Linked DNA regions of Homo sapiens: regions 1 and 3 are each linked to region 2. Evidence: chromatin loops called from intact Hi-C (ENCODE). Cell type or tissue: GM12878. All regions are shown on one strand. Region 1 has its middle 58 kb from the start of CACNG4. Region 2 overlaps HELZ (helicase with zinc finger). Region 3 overlaps PRKCA (protein kinase C alpha).

Evidence for each region. A loop is a pair of places that touch in the nucleus more often than their neighbours do. Peaks named below come from ENCODE experiments on the same cell type or tissue, not always from the same donor. Only the 100,000 strongest peaks of a DNase experiment are listed, where the experiment ranks them.
Region 1: a loop joins it to region 2, with 8 times the contacts of the local background. A loop is called at or near these places in 4 of 110 quality-filtered maps.
Region 3: it touches region 2 in a loop (7-fold over the local background); 11 of 110 quality-filtered maps call a loop at or near these places.

What each region holds. Positions count from the first base shown.
Region 1 is chr17:66,905,520-66,908,019 of GRCh38, forward strand. No RefSeq gene overlaps it. Among named protein-coding and RNA genes, the nearest start is that of CACNG4, 58 kb to the right of the region's middle. In GM12878, a CTCF peak has its summit at 1,356 (motif pointing left); a DNase peak (open chromatin) is centred at 1,342.
Region 2 is chr17:67,081,066-67,083,565 of GRCh38, forward strand. The region is part of intron 32 of HELZ (helicase with zinc finger); the gene reads right to left. Among named protein-coding and RNA genes, the nearest start is that of CACNG1, 38 kb to the left of the region's middle. In GM12878, a CTCF peak has its summit at 1,328 (motif pointing left); a DNase peak (open chromatin) is centred at 1,216; H3K27ac peaks cover 393 bases.
Region 3 is chr17:66,714,935-66,717,434 of GRCh38, forward strand. All of the region lies in intron 8 of PRKCA (protein kinase C alpha), which reads left to right. Among named protein-coding and RNA genes, the nearest start is that of MIR634, 71 kb to the right of the region's middle. RefSeq lists an enhancer at 1-255. In GM12878, a CTCF peak has its summit at 957 (motif pointing right); a DNase peak (open chromatin) is centred at 967.

The DNA.
Region 1 (2,500 bases), 180 kb before region 2:
AATGGGAATGCTAGACATTGAGTAAATAAATACGAATTTGAACAGGGGACCTAAAGGGTTTGCTGACCAGTGGGGTCTGTGGTCAGGGAAGGCTTCCCTGAGGAAATGATGCTTAAGCCCAGTCCTGGATGAATGAGTGAGGGCTCCCCAAGGAAAGGTCTTGGACAGAGGATTTCATGGGACTGTCATGGGAAAGGCTCTGAGGTGGGCTTGAGAAACTAAGAGGAGCCCAGGATAGCAAGCAGGAGAGTGGAAGAACATAAGGGGTGGAGGCTATGGTTGGGGTGAAAATGCAGGCGATAACTGTTGTGCCCGTTACTTGGCATTTTTTAAAGGGGGCAGGGGTGATGAGCACGGTTTTTCATAAAAACAGTCAACTCCTGCCAGGTGTGGTGGCTCACACCTGTAATCCCAGCGCTTTGGGAGGGCGAGGCAGGCAGATCACCTAAGGTCGGGAGTTCGAGACCAGCCTGGCCAGCATGGTGAAACCCCGTCTCTACTAAAAATACAAAAATTAGCCAGGGATGGTGGCAGTTGCCTGTAATCCCAGCTACTTGGGAAGCTGAGGCAAGAGAATGGTTTGAACCCAGGAGGCGGAGGTTGCAGTGAGTCAAGATCGCACCATTGCACTCCAGCCTGGGCGACAGAGTGAGACTCTGTCTCAAAGAAAACAACAACAACAACAACAAAAACGGTCAACTCCAAACTTCTCCCAATCCAGACAGACCAGTTCACAAGGGCCTAATGTCTTTCTCTACCAGGTAGAGAACGGCCTGATGAAACAGTGGCTATTTTCCCCAACTGCTTACATGAGAACACAGAGTCTTGGAGAATCCAAATAACTTGCCCCAAACCAGGAGGCCAACATGTGAAGGATCCTCAGATTTGGAATAAGATTTGTCTGACCTAATTTCCGTCCTGGCACAATTTGCGTGCCGCCTGCAACTGAGTTTTCGTTGAAGGGTCACTCACTCCGCCATTGAGTGATATTTATTGAGTGGCTACTGCATGCCAGAGGCTGTTCTAGGCAGAGCCCCGGCCCTTGAGGAGCTTATCTTCTGGCGTGGGGATGAGAGGATGGAATGCAAGAACCACAGAACACACACCCATCACAGGCGTAGTGCAATGATGAAGATGCAATGGGATCAGGTGGAGGAGACTCAGGGGAGGCCTGAAGACGTGACATTTGGGTTGAGACATGAATGGCAGGGGACATTTGTGGACTCCATTAACAATAAGGGTTGTGATTAGGTTCAGAAAATGGCGGCTTAATTCACATGCATGTGAAATGTGGCACGGAGCCATGGTCAAGGTCGCCTCCTCAGACGCAAAGGGAGACGCTCCCTCTGGTGTCCAGATCCAGCAATTGCAGGGATTGAGCCGGCAGAAACTCAAAACTCGGGGTGTATTCCACATCCGCAGATACACAAGAGAGATACAATTCCTTGCATAACCCCCTGCAATTCAGAGGCAGTACGATGAGTGTTCTTAAGCCATAAATCAGTAAACATCCCCTAAATAAATAAATAAAAATATCTAAACTTCACGTAGATCTATGCCTGCACATGCCATATTTTTTGCAACATCTAGGTATCACTTGTGATCTTAATATCAACCTTTTTCCTGTAAATCAACTTGTTTGCTAAGATACATTTCATTTAAAAGAAAAATCTTTTGCCACCTCCTACAGTAAATGGAAATCCAATATCATGCACCAAAAAAGTAGAAGATAGCCATAAGACTAATCCACGCAACACCAAATCACATGGTTTGATTTCTTCTGGACCTCAGGCCTGGCTCTGTGTTTGTTACAAGGGGGAGATCAGAAAGTGTGGCTGGGGTATGAGAGATAAAAAAGCAAGACTGAGGCTTGCGTTAATTAAAGGGCCTGAAAGACACTGAGAGGAGAATAATTTTCTCATTGGGAGATTGGTTATTATTTAAGGTCATGCTCCTGGGTCCCTAAAGTTCTGGGGTGCAATGCCCTGGGGACTCCAAAAACTCAAGACTATGCATGTTTTCTTGTCCAGGCACGGAGTTGACAAGGAAGACTGGAAAATGGCCCTGGTGACCATAAACCAACTCCCACCCCTCACTCCCCCTCGGGCCCAGAGTGGTTAATTGAGTATTAAAGGATCACACAAGGAATGATAAACCTGAAGAGAAATGGGGTCTCCTGATTCCCACTCCAGTGCTCTTTCTCTGCACCTGGGGAGGCCAGTGTCATCCGTTAAATGCAATAAAATCCTCCTTTTTTTTTTTTCTGGACGGAGTCTCTCTGTTACCCAGGCTGGAGTACAGTGGTGTCACCTCCGCTTCCTGGGTTCAAATGATTCTCCTGTAGCCTCCCGAGTAGCTGGGACTGTAGGCGCACACCACCATGCCCAGCTAATTTTTGTATTTTTAGTAGAGATGGGGTTTCACTGGTCTTGAACTCCTGACCTCAGGTGATTCACCCACCTCAGGTGATCCACCTGCCACCCAAAGTGCTAGGATTACA
Region 2 (2,500 bases):
CTGTGTCATCTCTAGCTTGAAGATAAGCCACTTGCCTTGAAACACTGTCATGGCAGAAACCTAGCTTTGACTATGCAACAAAGACAATCCTTCAGAGGACAGTGGGACACAGTAGAAGGACCTTGGGCCCTTCAATGACTTTGTGAAGCAAAGCTACTCAGATAGTGTGAACTACCCAATTAGGTAAAAGAAAAATAAGTTTCTATCTTATTTAAGGCACTGTACTTTGGGGTCTCTTTGGGACAACAGCTTAGCCCTTACCCTAACTGATACAGGTAGAAGAGGACAAGAATGGGAAGCATTTCCTCATTAGTCTCCTCTGAACACGGTAAAAGGTTAATATTAGACAACAGAGGGCAATAACAACAGAGAGGTGAGTTAGTTCCTCTTGTACAAAGTTTTCTCCCAACTATTCCACCATCTTTAAGGGTACAGTGTCTAAACTGCACATTTAGCACTTGGTTTTATGTCCTTTAATATTGATTGTTATTGCTTTATGTATGTTAATCTTATTTCCCAAACTAGATAGCTCCTTGAGGGAGAGGACCATGCCATCTTTTTCACTGAGCTCTATGAGTATGGCACTCTGCTTCTTGATGGCCCTGTGGTTAGTGGGCCACAGAAACTGTCTCTTCCTTCCTTGTGTTCATGTCTAGAAGGAAGTGTCCCATTGGAACATACCTGATTTAGATTGGGCTGGATTTCTTTTCCCAGAAATTTCTGTATGTGTATGTGGGGCGGGGCAGGGGGGTGCAGGTACAGACAGAGAGGGAAAGTGAGACCTTTAGCTAGATTACTTTGGAAACCAAAAGACACTTAAAAATACATAGAAGAGCAGAGTGATCAGAAGACCAAGAGCAGAGTGATCAGAAGACCAATTTACAAGGAAAAGCAGGACGAAGGAGCAGGTACACAGAGGAAGCCATAGGCCCTGGAGGGAGATGCTGAGACCATCACATCTAGTGGCTATTTACCATGGGCCAGGCACTTTGTGCTATGCACCTTCCATGGATTAAACACAGTGACCAGAAAACTATCCGGCTCCCCTCATCAACCCAGCTGGCTCCCTGGATCTTATTTCCAGTAAAACTGTTTTTACCTGAGCTACTTTGGGTTGGTTTCTGTTTCTTGCAATCAGATGTAGCTTAAGACAATCATCAAATAGAATGAACTCAGACATTTGATCTTCAGATATTTAGTGAGGTAGCTCTATCCTTGAGTTCAAAATAAGTAAAAAACTGAAACCACAAGAAACCCCACTAATATTTCTTTTTAAAACCCAAACCACAATGGTTCATTTCCTCTAAAACACACTAGTGACACCTGATGGAAGCTACTTCACACTCCATATGACAAAGTTTCAAAACCATGTTAACATCAGCAATACAGCTGTCCAATATAACATAAAACTAGAATTCAGAAGGTGAAAATATTTCACGTTTTAGCTTTAGTATTTTATTTATTCAATATGCTAATTTTATAGTACTATTTAAAAATTTTAAAAATTCATAAAATTCTTCAAAATGATTTTAAAGCATTTAATATCTTTCTAGTATATTTATCACTTTTCCCTTTAAATGTCACTGATTTTGTGAATAAAACAATGGCTTTCAAGAACAATTAGTTTAACAAATATTTCAATATAAGTGTTTTTTGCTGTCTAAAATAATATATAAAATAAACATGGCTTTCATTGTTCAAGAACTTACTATTTTTATTTACTTTATTAAGACTTATTTAACCATGTTCTCAGTTTTATAGCAATGTAATTAGTTTTAACTGTTTTTTTTTTTTGTTTTTTTTTTTTTTGAGATGGAGTCTTGCTCTGTCGCCCAGGCTGGAGTGCAGTGGTGTGATCTCGGCTTACTGCCACCACCACCTCCTGGGTTCAAGTGATTCTCCTGCCTCAGCCTCCCAAGTAGCTGGGATTACAGGCATGCATCATCACAACTGGCTAATTTTTGTATTTTTAGCAAAGAAGGGGTTTCACCATGTTGGCCAAGCTGGTCTCAAACTCCTGACCTCAGGTGATCCACTCGCTTCGGCCTCCCAAAGTGCTGGGATTACAGGTGTGAGCCACCATGTCTGGCCCAGTTTTAAATGTTTTTAATTAAATAAATACTTAGAAAATAATAGTTTAGAGGCAGTTTAACCTAATGCCTACATCCTTGTCTAACCATGAATACAAGATTGCTACTAATTAATCATGTATATATTCCCAATAAGAGAAAACATTCTCTGAAACTATGAATTTCACTAGTCTTACAACTAATATTTTTCAAAATACATATCTCAGCCGGGCACAGTGGCTCACGCCTGTAATCCCAGCACTTTGGGAGGCTGAGGCGGACAGATCATGAGGTCAGGAGTTCTAGACCAGCCTGGCCAACATGGTGAAACCCTGTCTCTACTAAAAACACAAAAATTAGGCGGGCGCCTGTAATCCCAGCTACTCAGGAGGCTGAGGCAGGATAATTGCTTGATCCCAGGAGGCGGAGGC
Region 3 (2,500 bases), 370 kb before region 2:
AACTGGTGTGGATTAAAAAGGCTCAGTGAGGGTAGGATGAAATCAATGATTATGGAAATATTGTGCTAAATTTAATGACAGTCGGCCCTGCTTTCAAATTGCTTGCTCCTGTCAGAGACATTTTATAAAAATTTTCCGTTGAGTAGTTGAGCAGTGTATCCAGCATTTCGGGGATAGGATGTGTTTTGTTTTTTGGTTTTTTTTTTTTTCTCTGTGAGGATGCCCAGTCATCCTGTTTTTCCTTTCTGCAGCAGCTGCACAGCCATGGAGGGAAGGCTCTGGAACCTTCTTCCTTGGGGAACTGGGTTTTATTGCCAGTTATAGCTTGGGTGCGTTTTTTGTTACTGTTTTTTATTGACTTCAGGAGCTGCTGTTCTGTGCTCGCTTAGCTTCAATTGGATTTTCCCAGAAGTGGCTTTTTCATTGAACTCTGCCCTCGTGTAACTGTCGTTACTTCTCACTATTTTCCAGGTCGTTCTTTGTTTCTAAGATAAACACCGTGGCTCCCTCGGACCACTCCAGGGCCCCCTGCAGCCCTCACTGCCTCCCTTCCCCCCAGGCCCTTTCTTGGATCTGTGGCTTGCAGAGTCTGCACCCAGTCAAGGGTTTGGAAAGATTCGGGAGACACAGAAAGGCCTACAACTGTTTGGATCTTTGTTTTCTAGAAATAGAGCACCCAGAGATCTTAAAACCCACTTTTGGCATCTGTAGTTCCGTTGGCACTCTATAGTTCCGTTGGCATTTTGCAAAGTCCTGGCACTTACGTGAGTGATTCAGGTCATCTACTATAAAGGATACAGTTTTTTTTTTGCATCTGCGTAGATACAATTTTGTGTCTTGTTTGTGCCATCTTGCCCCATTTACTGGGACTTCACCTCGGTAAGGCAGACTAGTGAATCTTAGGTGGATCTCTGCTAAAAGATCCCAGCCAAACTGCAGTTGCTTCAGAAACTGAATACCACAAGAGGGCAGTAAAGATTTGCAAATGAAAGATTCCATGACACCTGCACACAACAAACAGCAATCAACTGTTGCCTGGATGTCTTTACATTTTAGTGGACATAGAGATGAGATCACCACCTTGTGCTCCCCATTGCTTCTTGGCTTTAGAGGATCTTCAGTGTGCTGCAAAGAAGTCAAGGGTTTCCCAAGAGCTGGATGGCTCCTTCAGTCTATTCTTGCTTGCACTGGGCCCCAGCCCATTTTCTATCTCCCCGGGTTTTTTTTTTTAGCACCAGAGAATTACCCACTTCGAAGCCATGTTGCTGACAGTCTGAAAAACTATTTACTTTGATGATGTTTCTGAGTTCATGTGATTCTTGACCCTGCCACAGCCAACCCATAAAGCCAGTGTGGTGGTAATTCCAAAGGGGAGCATTCGAGCAGGAAAAGGAATAGGTTTCCAAAAATGATTAAGTGCCCAAAGTTCTCGAACAATGCTATGTCATGGCTGTTGCAGTGCGCACTGGGCCTTCCTCTAAGCCGGGCATCAGACGCAAGTGTGCCATCAGCTAGCTCCCTGGTGGGAGAAAAACATTGTTGCAGATGGAAAAACTTAAGGTCATTGGTGGGGAATCCTCATGTAAGCCTGGAGATTTAGCAATTGGGGAGAACGCGGTACAAGGGCAAACCGCCTTTCCAGGAGGTGTTTAGCAGGTGAGACAAGGCGTGCACCACCAAGATTAGCGATCCTAACAGATGTGTCAATTATCAACAGACAAATCTGGGAAACAGGGAAAAATTTGGTTGGCTGCAAAGAAAATCACACACCGGGATACTAGAGGTGAATATTATGTGGTATGAAAAGAACCAAGCACTTCGCAGTTTCCACATCTGGCAAAGTGCCAACACGTCAGGGTCCCACGTTTCTCCTTGGAGAATGGCTCAGTTGCCATGACAACGGAGGCCCTCTCGCTGCCTGTGAATTTATTTTAACCGTGGCAACAGCCAAAGTGGGTGTGTCCATGAAAATATTTCTTGTTAAGAAAACGATTGAATGTGTTGCCCTTACATTTTGCTCTGCTGAATACATACTTCATTCACCACCATTGTATGGCTGCAAAATTTCCTTTTCCTGTGCTGCCTGGCATAGCAAGCATTGTGGAAGAGCCTGAATAGTGATTTAATTCTAGTGCTCTTGAGATTCTTAATTGTCGCTGTTGTGATAGATTAAGAAGATACAGACATTGTACTGAAATCTAACTGCAAATGAGGATGAGTGATTTGAGAACCTGCGTGATACAGGGCAAGGGTCATCGAACTGCAATCCACAGCCCAGACCCCAGCGGCTGCCTGTCTTCACCATTAAGGCTTTATTGGAACACCTTCCCTCCTTTACTCACTTTTGCAGCTTTCGAGCTACAATGGCAGAGTTGGAGAGTTACAACAGAGACAGTATTTGGCCCACAAAGCCACAAATATTTACTATCTGGACCTTTACAGAAAAAGTTTGCTCACCCTCGATGTAGGAGGAAGAGCACTAGGTTCAAAGGCTGGAGTT